Regions from separate parts of the Homo sapiens genome. Here region 2 is linked to region 1. A link is an interaction called in ENCODE POLR2A ChIA-PET data of the cell type or tissue named here. Cell type or tissue: A673. All regions are shown on one strand. Links, peaks and the distances in the headings refer to the core of each region. The heading gives the core; the rest is flanking DNA.

Region 1 (7,944 bases), core at 1,299-5,298:
CTGAGGTCTTAGGCACTGGAAATGGGGCCTTAGGCATCCGTGGGAATCCCTTTCACTCAGCCTCCCCCAATCTCCTTACTCAGCTCTGCATGGATTCATTTTCGTCTTTCATTTTCTATGACAGGACCCAGAATCTCCTTTTTCCAAATCCAGGATTTGAGAATAAAGAGAGACTCTCCCCATTAGCTCTACCAGGAAAAAAAAAAAAAAAAGAAGAATCTTAACTGACTTGTTTCTGAACCAATCACTGAGCCCATGCCCAGGGGCATGGACTACCATGACAGCCACACGCCCATCCCTGTGGTCAAGGACTGAGTCTGTCACCAGGTGCAGGCAAAGACAGGACACAGCACAGTGACTTCAGGGAAGTGTGAAGTGCTATCCAAATGTGACTTACTATTAATATTAATTTTTAACTCTTTTAATACTCAGTTTCCTTACCTTTAAGATGGGGGATATATTTCCTACCTATCTTACAAGACTACTGGGGAGTTTAAGTGAGATAATAGATGTGGAGGTATTTATGAATTATGTAGTGTGTACAATTATTTTGTTTATTAATGATTAAAACGTATTTCTCCACTTTTTGAGGGGAAAGTAAGCAAAAAGAAAGGGTCATCAGATCATCAGAACGCAAGTTTTCCGAGGGAAACGGCAGCCTCTTCATAGGATGGCTACTTTCAAGACCTTGCAATTGCTAGAATACTTTCATTTCCTTCCTGACTTTATAAGAACATTGCAACCCAAATCTCTGGTGCAGCCAGGCCCTCGTGCAGCCCCTCTGCAGTGCACTGGACACCTGTGTGGATGTGCCAACCACATGCAGCTCTCTGAGGTCACAAGCAGGTGCTGTCCTGTCGCCTTGCAGTCCAGGGAGGTGAGAGTCACTGCCCAGGCAGAGGGAGCCAGAGATGTGCTCTAGTTCATCTTCCTCATTTTACAGACAAAGACCCTGGTATCCCTGTCCCCTCAGCCACCTCTGCATTAGTCTATATTTTCAGTGGGCAGTCCCTGCAGGCCAATGGCTTCCATCATGGAATCTTGCTCAGTCTGTATGTGGGGTAGCCTGGACGATGCTGAGGATCTCATGACTCCAAGGGCAAATGTCAGCCACATCAGGTGGCATTGGTGGGTTTCTCCCCATCTTTCACATGGACAGCTTTGAAGTGTTTCTACACTCTCCTTTGAGGGCCTCTGGTGGAACTGAGCTTCAGGTGCGCCGGGGGAACCCAGCACACCCTTTCCTGACTGTTCTCCCTCCTGGCCTCATTTCCCCATGCCTCACTTGTGCTTCCTGCTTAAATAAGCCACTCGTTCCTAAGTTCTTGTCTCAGAGTTTGCCTTTAGGGAACCCAAAGTAAAACACCCAGGGAGTGACACTTAGCTAGGGATGGAGCTGGTACTAGAACCCAGGCCCCTGTACTTCACTTTAAGTCGTAAGTCAGAGCAAATGTGAGTGTGCAACGAGCTGCTCACAATCTTACCTCGGCAACCAACCAACCGACCAACAGACCAAACAAACAAACAACTAGCCAACCAACTAAACAAACAAGCAACCAACCAAATTACCAACTAAACAACCAACCAAACAACTGACCAAACATAAACCAAAAAAATACAATCTGAACCTACCAAAATCTCTCTGTGAAAAACTGTAGAGACAAGTCGTGCCTTCCAGCTTGATGAATATCAAATGCCAGTAAGCTGAACAGGCATGCTTATGACAACTAAGAGAGGAGCTCAAGTCGCAGGGTGCCTTACTGTGTGCTTTCAGGGGTCCCCGTGGGTGGGCAGTACCTTCAACAGTCTCCATGGTTCAGAGTCAGGGATCCAGGTTTAAAAGGCCAGAAACAGAATTTTATCCTTCCCCTTAGAGTTGATGACCATCTTGGGGCAGGCTCACTGGCCAAATTCACTCGGCACCCATTGATGGGGCAAAGCATTCCTTAGATGGGAAGCCCTTGTAGGTGGAGAGTGTGGGCGGCCATTTACCCAGGACGCCCCGCAGAGTAAACAATATGGGACACAGCTCTTAGGTCAGAAAGCTGTGTTTTGAGCACAGAATTGAAGCAGGCAAAATAAATGGTTACCAAGGGACAGTTCTGTCCACCCAAAGCAGATTGAAAAATGCCCTTCTTGCACCTGGAGCATTTCTGGCTAAAGAACAAGGGTGTTCTGGAATGAGGACACCCTTTCTGCCTGAGGCACAGACAGTACACATTTGGACACTCTGCCTCCCTGCTCTTTAGCCTTCGAATGCAATTCACACCCATCCTGGTGTTAGTACATCTCGTATTCATATATGGGGTTACCAAAATTGGTTCAGGATGTGTTTTATTTGTATTTATTTAGTTAGTTATTTTTTTGAGACAGAGTTTCACTCTTGTTGCCCAGGCTGAATGAAGTGCAATGGCACAATCTCGGCTCACTGCAACTTCTGCCTCCTGCGTTCAAGTGATTCTCCTGCCTCAGCCTCCCGAGTTGCTGGGATTACAGGCGGCCACACCATGCCTGGCTAATTTTTTATATTTTTGGTAGAGACAAGGTTTCACCACGTTGGTCAGGCTGGTCTCAAACTCCTGACCTCAGGTAATCCACCTGCCTCAGCCTCCCAAAGGGCTGGGATTACAAGAATGAGCCATCGTGTCCAGTCTGGGCACGTGTTTTAAATTACACTCCAGTTCTACGGATATGAGCTCTTCACCCCTTTAGGTTTGGTGTCCTCCAGGCCTTTTAGGTAACATATGGAAACTCTCTCTTTGGGCTCAGCCTGCTCCTACCATCATTGATGTGTTAGTTTTGCACTCATTTGTCTCTCAAATGGTGCCCCTTCCTCCAAATCCCAAGGGTGGGACTGTGAGGTCACCATGAATACCTCTTGAAATGTTGCACTGAGTAAGAATTGTGTAGTAGAGAGGAATGACCACAACTGGGAAGAGTGTAATGAGAAAGACTACCATGTGCAAAAAATATAACATCATGAAATGGATTTCTTAACTCATAGTTTAGCAGTGCCATGAACTGGAAAAAAGCTTTGTATCTTCGTGTCTTCCTTAGTTCAAAAGAAATGCCAAAGCTTGCTGTGAAATGAAATGATGAGACCATTCACAACCACCGGAACTAATCGACTTGCTTTCCAGTGGATGTGTGTCTAATGGCTGATTTGGTTATTAGCTGGATTATACAACTGCAACTTCTATAGAATCTTGTCACTCTGACTGCTGTTTAGACTGTGGAATCCAGAATCACCAGGTCTTATTTTCCAGAATAGCTGGAACAACTGCAAGGCTGGATTTTTTTTTTTTTTTGGTCTAATGTCCTATGGGACAAAGCTACATTTTTGTACTTACCTGGAAAAGGAAGTCACAGCAGTGAGCTCCTGGAATTGGAAATGCCCTGGGGGCATCATGGAAACTCACTACAACTGCCTATTTTGAAGTATTAGGTGCAAAGCGATTTCTTTTTTTAAATTTAGGGGTGGGATCTCCCTCTGCTGCCCAGGCTGGAGTGCAATGGCGTGATCATGGCACACTATAGCCTCGAACTCCTGAGCTCAAGTAATCATCCCACCTTAGCTTCCTGAGTAGCTGGGATTATAGGCACATGCCACTGCACCCAGCTCAAGGTAAAATTATGGGTAATCTTAGTGTGTCTTAGACATGGAAAGGCCTGGATCTCTCTTCTGTTAAGGATCTGTGGATGAGGAATTTGTTTTGCTCCTTTGGGGATGCTTCAGTTAAATTCAATAGGAGCAAATCGTGTATTCGTAGAGTCACTCAGAGCGTGCAGAGCACATGCATGAACACACACACATGAAAACATACACACACACAGCCAGAGTGATTTTCCGAGCTGCCTTTTCAAAGGAAACTGCATTTTAAAAGGTCGCATCCAGACTCAGCATCAATCAAAATGCCACACAGCAGCTGCACCAATTCAGCCCAGCACAATACCTGCCAGCCGAGTCCTGTCTTCTGTACAGAGCGTCTAATGGGAATTTCTGCCTGAATGGGAGCCCAGGGCAGAGGGCAGCAGAACGGTCAGCCTCGCCATGGAAAGAGCAGCCTGGGAGTACAGGCAGCAGCTCCATCTGCAGGGAGCTGCAGAGCCTGTGAAATAAGAAAAGCAGAAGGGAAGGGTGGGGATTGGTAATGCTAGCAGGCCCTGGTTGAGTTGTGTGGATTTTTTTCTTCTTCTTCAAGAATGAATTGCATCCTTTGTGTCCGTCTTCAAGGTGTCCTTAGGAGGCTGGTGCTGATGTCTGCAGCTCCATTGTAAAATACCCGCCAATACTACTATCCTGAATGGCCCTTTTCCTAGACCTGTGAGTCAGATTACCCACTCGGGAGGTTTTAAGGCCAGAGAAATAAAGGAAATCATGTGATTCTTTCAGTGATTTTATATATGCAGCACTTCCCTTTGCGGACAAGGGAGTGGCGAGTGAGAACATGACCCCGTAGGTTCTCTGGAGCAGAGCGGTGTCCTTAATTAGACAGTTCCCAGAAATTCCTCTATGACAGAGTGTGTGTGTGTTTAATTTTCATTTTTTGAGACAGAGTCTCACTCTGTTGCCCAGGCTGGAGTGCAGTGGTGCAATCTCGGCTCACTGCAAACTCTGCCTCCTGGGCTCAAACGATTCTCATGTCTTAGCCTCCTGAGTAGCTGGGATTACAGGCGTACACCATCATACCCAGCTAATTTTTGTATTTTTAGTAGAGTCGGGGTTTCGCCATGTTGGCCAGGCTGGTCTTCAACTCCTGACCTCAGGTGATCTGCCTGCCTCGGCCTCCCAAAGTGTTGGGATTACAGGTGTGAGCCACCGCGCCCAGCCCAGAGTGTGTTTAACTGCCTTTATTTTAAAGTTGACCAGATAACTGGGCGCTTAATTTTCAACCCTTTAGAAACACCCAGCTGTTAATCAACACATTGTCACTTAAATTAGGCTCTTTTTCTTTTTAAAGAAACATATTCAAGAGAGAAAATGATTTCCCCTAGACCCTTAATTTTCTTCGTTTCAGCAGCTACATTTGGAATTGTCAAACCATTGCTATGGGTGTTTGGGTCTAAACCACACGTGGATTTCACAGACAGTCTAACTGAAGAGCTACTGAGCAACTTTGGCTGCATCTTCTTGGGTAAGTTTCAGAACTGCCAGTTGAGCATGGCTAGTCCCATTTTACAGATGGGGAAAACAAGGCAATGAATTAATGGGGAAAAACAACTTACCAATTTACAAAGCTCATAAACGCAGAAGCCAGGATTTGACTCTGGCCTATCCTCCCCCACCGCCCCCCCCACCCCCATACCCCTTCCTTTTTGCCGGCTGCCTCCACTAAATTTGCAAGGTCCCTTGGCCACATGTAGCTTACTCTGTCTTAAATAAAATCCCTTCATGATCCCCAATAAAGCCTTGGGAAATGTGTGAATTTCCCCACACATGCTGGAAGTGTATGAATTTCCCTACACATGCTGGCCCAGCTCTCTAGCAACCCTACAACAGAGTGGTGTTTGTTGTTGAGAAAGAGGGATCTGCTTGGATGTTGGATACTGTGACCACGCAGAGCTGGCTGCGGGAGTTCCCATAAATCCACCCTCTTTAGCATTCTGAGGCCAGCAGGGGACGCTGACGAGCACCTTCTCCGTGTGCTTTGAGGAGGGCGGATTTCACACACAACATAAAGACCAGTCGGTGCAACCGTAGGAAAAACAAGGATTTCCTCCAACCCGGTTAACCACATCCCAACACCCAGCCAGAGCCCAGATTGGGCTCTCTGGATACCAGTGAGCAGCTGAGAGACCACATTCAGGGACCAGAGCGTAGGTGACGTGGTGTTCATGAGGACAGTTGTTCAGAGCGTGCATTGCAGTCAGACTCTCGCTTCATCTCCTCCTGGCTATGTAAAATTTATGCACATTATCCTGATATTTCTCAGCCCGACCTTCCTCCTCTGTACTAGGAGGACAGCGTGGAATAATAGAGTGCTCAGCACAGGGCCTGGAAATCAATGAGAACTAGGGAATATGCACTAGTGGAACTAGTGAACATCATTCTCAAAAACAGATATTTACAAATCCTAGACGGTGAAAGAAATGGGTAATAACCACGACCTCACAGTGTCTGTGGGCAACACTGAGCAACAGGTAGCTTAGAAAGCAGTTCTGGCCAGGCACGGTGGCTCATGCCTATCATCCCAGCACTTTAGGAGGCTAAGGCAGGAGGATTGCTTGAGGCCAGGAGTTTGAGACCAACCTGGGCAAACACAACGAGACCCCATCTCTACAACACAGCTTTTAAAAGTTAGCCAGGCTTGGTGGTGTGCACTTGTGGTCCCAGCTACCTGGGAGGCTGAGATGGGAGAATCTCTTAAACCCATGACTTTGAGATTCCAATGAGCTGTGATTGCACCACTGCACTCCAGCCTGGGTGACAAAGCAAGACCCCATCTCAAAAAGAAAAACAAAAAACAAAAAACCCCAGTTCTTACCACCTTCACCATTTCCTAAGCCCCATGTCACTGTCACAGTGACTAATGATCAACCTCAGGGAGCTATGTTCACCTGCAAATACACTAAGACCCCATTCTTACCTTTCTAAAGCCGTGGAAGTCACTGTGCAAGATGTAAATATACAGGTAAATTACAGTCTCCCTCTGATTGTAGACAGAGTCCCTTGGAAAAACCTTTCAAGTTAAGATGATAATGTAATAAATGTTTCAAATTAAGATGGGAATGACCTCCATATCATAATAGAGGGTTCTGGGAACTGACTGGATCTGAACCCTAGTCTAAGTACTTACCTATGTGACCTTGGGCAAGTTACTCTGTTCCTCAGTTTGTAATTTATTAAATGGATAATAAAAGTATGTATCTCATAGCTATAAAGGCTAGATGAGTTGATGTGCATAAACACCAAACACAGTGCCCAGTACCTAATAATGTCTGATATTATTTATTTAAGACACAGTTGCTGGGGCTATACCATTAATATATCCCAGGCATTAAAAGAAATTAGTATCTTAAAAACTGATTGTAATGTGATGTCATAAGTGATGCTTCTCACCTGGTATTGAAATTAGACAATAAAGATGATTATAAACAAAGTGTTACAAGTTCACATAGAAGGAAACAAATCTGTCTGAGCATCTGAGAGACATCCCATTGAAGTTGAAACTTCAGCTCTGTCTTAAAGATAAGTAGGAATTCCTTCACAAAGAAGGCGGTTATCTTAGGTGAATATTATTAGAGCAGAAATTGATTTGAATAGGCTCAAATAAAACTGCAAACTAAAATGGGAAGTATGAAGGAAATGCAGACAAACCCTCTCGGGATTGTAGGAGGGGCCCAGGAAGCTGGGAAACTGTATCTGCCTCTTGGTTCTTCTGTCTCCATCTCTTTGTTTGTTTGTTGTTGTTTTCTTTTTTTTTTTTGTCTCCAACTTTTTTTTTTTTTTTTTGAGATGGAGTCTCACTCTGTCACCCAGGCTGGAGTGCAGTGGCACCATCTCAGCTCACTACAACCTCCGCCTCCCAGGTTCAAGCAATTCTCTGCTTCAGCCTCCCAAGTAGCTGGGATTACAGGTGCCCACCACCACGCCTGGCTAATTTTTGTATTTTTAGTAGAGACGGAGTTTCATCATTTTGGCCAGGCTGGTCTTGAACTCCTGACCTTGTGATCCATCCGTCTCCACCTCCCAAAGTGCTGGGATTACAGGTGTGAGCCACCGTGCCCGGCCTTTGCTTCCAACTCTTAACAGCTTCACAAAGGGTCCTCACCTCCATTTGTCTTCAATCCACTGTGGTCCTATTTCGGCCCTGCCTCCCCACGTGGCATTGAAATCGTTCTCACTAATCTCCCTGGCATTTTCCTCTATGCCAACTCCAAGGAACACTTCTCAGCTGGTGTAGTGTAGCAAGCGAGGGCGGGAGACATGTGTCCGACTTGTTT
Region 2 (7,944 bases), core at 2,466-6,465, 86 kb before region 1:
AAGAGCCATTCTCCCTTCTGACTTTCCTTCCTTTTCTTTTCTCAGATCCCTCCAGTGTAGGAGGGTGGGAGGGAGAGCTGGTCCAGGGGTGAGGGGAGACTCCTTTCTCACAGGGAGTTTTCAGATAAAGGCTCTGGGAATCCTGAGAAGGGTGGAAGGTGCAGGAATGGACGCCGTGGAGTACAGGCTGGCTGGCTGGACAACACACACTTCCCATTGAGCCAGCAACTCGGATTTAGGAGCCAGCAGATGGTGACCGAAGTGCCCTGCTCTCTGGAAGTCCAGGCACCAGCTCAGCTCCACACTAGCCTAGGCCCTGCAAGCAGAATAAGCTGACCCTCCCCAACCTGCCGGCCACCCATTCAGGAGCACTGCTGGGTGTTTATCCAGCAACCCTTAGAGCTGGGCTTCAGGGTTGGGCCCTGAATTCAAACCCTAATTTTACGTGACCTAGTTTCTTGCCCTCTGTGAGACTTCGTGTCCTCACGTGTGAATTGGGGTGATGATACCCACCCCAAAGGCCTGCCTCAAGGTTTAATGATGGTGTGCATGGAAGGCCCTGGGTTCAGGGACTGGCACTCTACTCATGGTGGTTCTCGGTAGAATGAGAACCCCAGAGAGAGCTTCCCCGACAGCTGCAGGGACCATTGTTTTTCTGCTGTTGACCTTCCATTATCCTCTATAACAGTATCCCAATTTTGCTTTGAGAAGTTGCCTTTTCTCCACTGAGCACAGCCTGGTAGGGCTGGAATTAGGACTCCAGTACCACTGCCTTCACCCTGACAAGGGGTAGGCACATGCCTGTGTGAACCCTGAGAGAGCCAGCCCTTCGAGATGGATCCTGAGGGGCTATCCGGGTCTGAATTCTGAGTGGCGCTGAAAGCCATTTGCCTACTGCAGGTTCCCTACATGCCCTGTGCAAGCCGAACAGTAGCTCAATGTTGGGGCCTTCTTAGCTGTCTGTTCCTGCTCACACTGCCAGAATCAACTGCTGCCGACGTCCTCATTCTACCACCTGAACCTGACCAATGAAATGTGACCCGTGGTCAACTTTAACATCAGCAAATCAGAACTGAACAAGCTTGCATCCCTCAGATGCAATGGGAACTGGGATTAGAATCTAAGCAGAAACTTTTTCTATGCAGGATAGCCCTTCTCTTTGTTCTGGCAGACGTGCCTTTGTTTTATACTGAAGGCTGAGTCTCCCCAGTTGGCAAACTGCTGGTTGGAATAAAGACTCTTTTTAAAAACATTCCTTTTCAGTGGATTCGTTAACACCCTATTCGAGGCCAGCAGGATGATAACTCCTTGGAATTCAAAACTGAACAAAGAGACAAAGAGACCTGGAGAGATGGGTGTTTGTTCCATAGTTCCTTGAGCAGATCCCTGCTATCAGAGCATTCCTGTATATGCTGCTTCTTCACACTTGGGGAAGCCTTGGGAGCCAGAATGCCTGGGTTTGAATCCCAGCTCACTGACCCTGTGACATTAGGTGAGTCACTTACTCTCCCTGCCCTCATTTTCCTCAAATGCAAAAGGCGGGTAATAGCAGTAAGTGCCTAACAGCTATAGTGAGGATTAGGTGAGTTAATAACTGTAAAATGCACCTGGCACATATTCAATGCTATCTACGTGCTCCCTGTTGTTACAGTTTCAAACCTGGCTCTCAAAGTTCGTATTGATTCTGTGAGTGCTCAAGAAAAAAGCAATATTTTTTGCTTTTTGTTGGGAGGGAGGGATGGGGGTCTCATTTTGTTGTCCAGTCTGGATTGCAGTGGTGCCATCATGAAGCACTGCAGGCTTAAACACCTGAGCTCAAGTGATCCTCCCTGCCTCAGCCTCCCAAGTAACTAGGATGTTGGGCACGTGCCACCATGCCCAAGTAATTTTTATATTTTGTTATTTTTACTTTTTGTAGAGATGAGGTTTTGCTGTGTTGCCCAGGTTGGTCTCAAATTCCTGGCCTCAAGTGATCCTCTTGCCTCAACCTCCCAAAGCACTGAGATTACAGGTGTGAGCCACTCTGCCTGGCCTATTTTTCTGATAATTTCCTTTTGATTCAAGTTAGCCAGAGTTGGATTCCTTTGCTCAGAGCAAAGGACTCTAGCAGATTTAGTGGTTAGGATGCCCAACAAATGCAAAGACAGCTATGCTATAATTAGTGATTCATGCTGAGCCTTGGTATAGTCCATGCTTGTGGAGATGGTGATGATGAGAGGTCTCTTCTTTATCCCTTCCACAACTCAGCTTCAGACTCTGACTCCCAAAATCCTGACTGCTTAGGAGTTCCCCACGAGCTCCTGCCCCAAGGCTTGCAGGGAGGAGCAACCTATCTTGTTAACAGTGAATTTTAAGTTGCCAGGATTGATATGTCAGAGCCACCAACCAAATTTTCTTAGCTAGAACTTAATGCTGAAGTCAAAATAAAAAGAGGCAGGACTGATGGGCAGTACTGCCAGAAACTGACTTCCAGTCATTAGCTATATCCGCAGGCACACGGGGGCTTCTTCCTCTGACAAGGCAGTCAGTGAGGGCCAAATGACCTTCAAAAGCTCACGTGTGCAGGAGCCAACCCCAGAGTAATTGGGAAATCCATGCCTCCCCTTGGACTTGGGCTTGTCAGTTCCTGCTGAAGTGGGCAGACAGTGGCAGAGCCGGTACCCACCCTCAAGATGCAAGCCACCTTCACATGACCTGCCAAGGAGCTGTGTGCCTCTGTGCCTGTGCCCTTGCCATTCATCTGCTGGATGTGCCCTTTCCCATGGCTGCACCGGTGCCCCACGGTCATCCAAACCTCAGCTCAAGTGTCCCTTCCTTATGCTGGATTGTGCAACCTCCCCCTTCAAGTCCTGTTGAGATGTCCCTTTTCTGGGTCCCTGTGCCAACGAGATGTGGATCTCTTTCTGTTCTACTGTAATCGTGTATTTACTATTTTTTTTTTAAATTTGTTTTTTAGGACAGGGTCTCATTGTGTTTCCCAGGCTGGTTTAAAACTCCTGGCCTCAGGCGATCCTCCCACCTTATCCTCCTGGACAGCTGAGAACATTTCCTTCTTCCTTCACTAAATTGTGCCATCTTGGGAGATGAGACCTTGCTTGTTTCATCTTTGCGTGGGCTACCAGTGTATGTCCCATAAATATTTGTTGAATAAGTGAATTAGTTTTTAATCGGGCAAGATGACAGGGAAGTTTCTAAAATGAACCAAGGATCAGAAGCAAGGACCAGAGCTCCACTTTAGCTTTGCACCTGATATGAAATATTATATTAGAACAGTCACACGATTTCACTTCTTACACTTTGGGGTAACCTACTAGAGCAAGGCCCTCATTTGTCACTGGCCATGTGAAGATATGAGGATAACATGCTGCGGAAGTATGCTAAATATCCCAAACCATCCCTTTAAAACAGGCTCCAGAAGTGCTAGGCTTATGTTTCTACTATTTTGAATTATAGCAGAAGAAATAGATTTTAAGCCAAATCAAACTATCCAGAAAAAAGGTTCAGAATAGAGAAAAGAAGTTCAAAGGAAAAGCAGGTTGTCAGTAAAACAGTGTTTATTCACTCTGGATAGTGGGCCCTATTCCAGGAGTTGAATGTATGGTGGGAATGTCTACCTCTCTACAGCTCAGGGAGTCAAGCAAAAAAAGCCACGAAAAAAAATCAAGTCTAAAAAGAAGTCTAAATATGGACCTAGTAGAGGACACTGCTAGATTTTTAAAGTTTTTTTCTTTTTTCTCATTTTTCTGTGACCAAAGGAAAGAATAGAAACATTTTGGCCAATGACCAGGGCAAGGCTCAGAAGAGAGAGGAAAGATAGTGAAATGGTGAGAGAATGGTTGTATCAGACAGCTTAAGCTAGTGACGCTGCAGTAACAAACACCACCCCCCAACTTGGAAGCTTCCAACCACAAACGTTCACTTCTTGCTGACACTGAGTGCCCATTGCAGGTCACCTGCAGCTCTATTTCCCGTCCTCTGCATTTCAGGATTCAGGCTGAAGGAGCTTCTCATTTGAGGCATAGTAGACTCATAGCAGAGGAAAAGGAGCTACAGCCCAAACACACCCTTGCTCTTAAGACTTCTCCTGGCCAGGTGCAGTGGCTCACGCCTGTAATCCCAGCACTTTGGGAGGCCGAAGAGGGTGGATCACGATGTCAAGACATCGAGACCATCCTGGCCAACGTGGTAAAACCTCATCTTTACTAAAAATATAAAAATTAGCTGGACATGGCGGTGCATGCCTGTAGTCCCAGCTACTTGGGAGGCTGAGGCAGGAGAATCGCACGAACCTGGGAGGCAGAGGTTGCAGTGAGCTGAGATCGCACCACTGTACTCTAGCCTGGCGACAGAGCGAGACTCCATCACAAACAAACAAACAAACAAACAAACAAAAAAACCTTCTCCTGAGAGGTGGCACTATCCATCCCACTCACATTTCATTGACCCAAGCAAGTTAGAGGGCCCAGCCTTAGAGTGATAGGACAAGAAGTATATTCTCCCAGAGGGACAGCAGAAAACATTTGAACAAATGATAAAATCTAGCAAACATGGCCTCCGCATTCAGACAGACCTTGGCTTTACTTACTAGCCCTGTGCTCTGGGGCCAGTTCTTACTCTCCTACAGAGTGCAGATGTTAGGGATTTTATTGCCTACCTCTAAGTTGTGGCAATTAAAAATAAATAACATATTAACACATGCGACTTTTTTCTTCCTTCCCTTGATTCATCCAACTCCTCCTCCACCATCACCCCCTTCCTCCATGCTCCAGGCTGCCATCTTCAATGCAATAGATTTGGCAGGAGCATCCAGATATGACTTAGGGTAGAACAGTATCTGAAGGGGGGTGCAGGAGAGGGAGACTAGCACGCTGGGAGGGAGGTAAGAATGAAGTTGTTCTTAAAGACAGTATCCTGGCTTCATATGTTTACCGAGAGGTAAGAAATCAATCCATAGAGTGTTTTTTCTTAATTAGAGACTTTTTATAGAACTTTATCTTAAAGAGATAATAAGATAAGCATGCAAAGATGTATATACAAGAATGGTCACTGCATCTAAGAAAATAGTGAAATTTGTGAACAGCCTAAATATTCAGAAATAGTGATTAATACAAATGATGCAATATCCACATAACTGAATACTCAGCACCCATTAAAATGCCAATGTATTTCTATATTTGTTGACACATAGGATAAACTCTAAGATAGATTATTCAGTGGAAAGCAAAGCTCTTTCCCTCAAACACCTCAGGACATTTAAGCATTAGGGCAATGTCCTGCTGCAATGATAACACTTCTCATTATAACCCTGGATGGGTCACATTTTCAATACACTTACTTTTGGTGACTGTCACAAAGGCACAGGAGAAAGTTGAGAGGATGAAAAGACTCCCTTTGAAACCTGCCATCTCTCCTCCATCCCTTCTCCTACTCTTTGCCCAGTCTGCAGGACCCTACCCAGTGCCCTCTAATCAGCACCACACTGCCCCTCCCCTACCTTAAACCGTCCTTCTCCCCAACTCACACCTGGAATCTAAAATTCCCCACTTTTCTGCTAGCTTCAGAGGAGCACAATCTGGCTGAATATGTTCACAGAGTATGAGGAAACAATGGGCTTAACCTACTTGAGTTAGTAACTTTCAATTTTCTTTCAATTGCCAGCTCTCTTCTTGTTTCGTTGTTGCACCCAAACCCATTTATGCCTAGTGTTCCATTATTGGAATGCTAAGCTTGTGGGAGTTATTCATATCCTACTGTTCAAGGTCATCACCAAGGTCTGATTGCAAAAATTCAAAAAATTGCAACCTCAGGCATAAATGGGTTAACGACCACTGTGACATTAACCAACTAATTAATGTTTTCGTGTGTTATAGGCTGAAATGTGTCCCACAAAAAGTCACATTTGGGGTTGAAATCCTAACCCCTAACCGGACCTCAGAATGCTTTCTTGTTTGCCAATAGGGCCATTACAGATGTAATTGGTTAAGGTGGGGGTCACACTGGAGTAGAATGGGCTCTAATCCATTATGACTGGTGTCCTTACAAAGAAGAGACATTTGAACACATACATGCATGCACAGAGGGAGAATGCCATGTGAGATTAGACTTCTGCTGCCACAAGCCAAGGAGCCACCACAAGCTGGGACAGGGCCCTGGGGCAGGTCCTTCCTGGTCCCTTCAGAGGGAACACCGCCCTGCCGACACCTTGATTTTGGACTTCCAGCCTCCAGAACTGTGAGACAAGAAATGTCTGTTGTTTTAAGCTACCCAGCTTGTGGTAATTTGTGATGGAAGCCTTAACAAACAAATACATTATGTACAGCTTTACCTCCTAATACATACCCTTACATATATATTCACAGAAAATCATATTGCATATACTCTTTCTCCACATCATAAAAATGGGTGTTGGGCTCTCTAGGACACAAGGGAAGCAGGCCAAATTTCTCATATTTTCAGGAATAAACTGAGTGCCCCGAAGGTGTAATAGGAACCTTTTACTAACCTCATCTGACTTCATCCTCACACCAGCATTTTGTGTGTAAGGAAACTGGCCGAGAGTGGTTAAGAAACATATCCAAAGACGTATAGTTCCAAATGGAACACGGATCTTTTTATTTAAATTCCAATCATCTTTCCATTATATCAGCCAATGATGGAGCAGAAAGCTGGTCCAGGCAATCCCAGAATAGATCTTTCTAGGCACCCGTTCAGTGTGAGGAGGGGAAGTGGCCTTGCCAAGGGGCCAGTGAGCTCAATTAGGTTAAACGCTGCTTCTTAGCCCTACCCCAAGAGGACACCGTCACTAAGATTGTTTTGTGCCCAGCCTTGGACAGGAAAGCAATTCCCTCCTTTCACAGCATTCTCAGCCTTGACGTTCAATAATAATCGTGATGATAATAGTGGCTTTCTTTTATTGAACACGCACATGTGGTGTACACTGTTAATTCCTTAAAATGCATGATCTCATTTAATATGCCGTCAGTCCATGGCAAAAGGAGGAGTTTTAGGATTGTTGGCTTGCAACTGGCTTTCTTATTCCCCGTATTCTCCTGCCTCTATAGCACCAATGATTTTAGTAATGTCAGTCTAGTAAACTTACACTCAGAGTGTTCTCTCAAAAGTTGAAGCAGTGCTAACATCTGGGAAAAGTCATGCCAACATTTCCCAGCCAGCTTTTTTCATGTCACAAGCTCAGCTGACTGTTTCTCACATGATTACCACACATAAGGAGGGAGGAGAGAGCCATGCTAATGAGCATGGATGGCTCTTTTCAATATGGGGCCCTGGAAAATGCATAATTCCTCCTCTTCTCATTTTCCATACTGTCCCCAGGAATGACCCTTCCTTTATGAATCATTCTATTCTATGATTCAACAAATAGTTCATAGGGACTGCTCTGAAATCATACTTTATGGCATGGATATTAGAATACATTTTAGTGTTAAGTCCTATTCATTTATTAAATAGATGTTTCTTGTGCTTGACTGGGTGTCAGATGCTCTGATGGGTACTGGGATTACAAAGATAAATAATACATAGTCCTTGTTCTCAAAGTGTTCAAAATATAGTGTTATTTATGCATATGATGTATAAAGCTGGTCTTAAAAAGAAAGAGATCCTGTAAGTTTCTGTTAGCTGCAAGACACATTGATGGGTGTAAAAGTCTAATCAAGATGGGATTTTATTTTTAAAGCTGTCTGGAGTTATTAGTAAAAATGCCCATGGAGACTGTAAGAATATCCCATTTGGCAGGAAAGTATAATTGGGCACAGCAAGTCTCACTTCCGTGAAGAAAGGCTAGAGACCAGAGAGTAATCAGCTCATGCTCTGATAACACCAAGAACAAGCCTGGGATGGGATGTCTGATGCATGAAGCCCCAGGACCAGACTTCTGACTTTGCCAATGTATCAAGACCATTTGCTGAGCCAAGCCAGGGGAGGTTC

What was found. ChIA-PET counts read pairs that join two places held together with the same protein. Peaks named below come from ENCODE experiments on the same cell type or tissue, not always from the same donor. Only the 100,000 strongest peaks of a DNase experiment are listed, where the experiment ranks them.
Region 2: POLR2A ChIA-PET joins it to region 1 with 8 read pairs; 3 of 35 experiments call an interaction of 5 or more read pairs at or near these places.

The regions. Positions count from the first base shown.
Region 1 is chr1:231,089,804-231,097,747 of GRCh38, reverse strand. No RefSeq gene overlaps it. Among named protein-coding and RNA genes, the nearest start is that of FAM89A, 54 kb to the right of the region's middle. In A673, for the core only: no CTCF peak of the experiment used is centred there; a DNase peak (open chromatin) is centred at 3,117.
Region 2 is chr1:231,177,406-231,185,349 of GRCh38, reverse strand. All of the region lies in intron 1 of TRIM67 (tripartite motif containing 67), which reads right to left. It overlaps TRIM67-AS1 (TRIM67 antisense RNA 1), which reads left to right. Exons shown (of 3, transcript NR_166514.1): 3 at 114-1,252. Among named protein-coding and RNA genes, the nearest start is that of TRIM67-AS1, 6.2 kb to the left of the region's middle. RefSeq lists an enhancer at 1,007-1,535. In A673, for the core only: no CTCF peak of the experiment used is centred there; no DNase peak of the experiment used is centred there; H3K27me3 peaks cover 3,729 bases.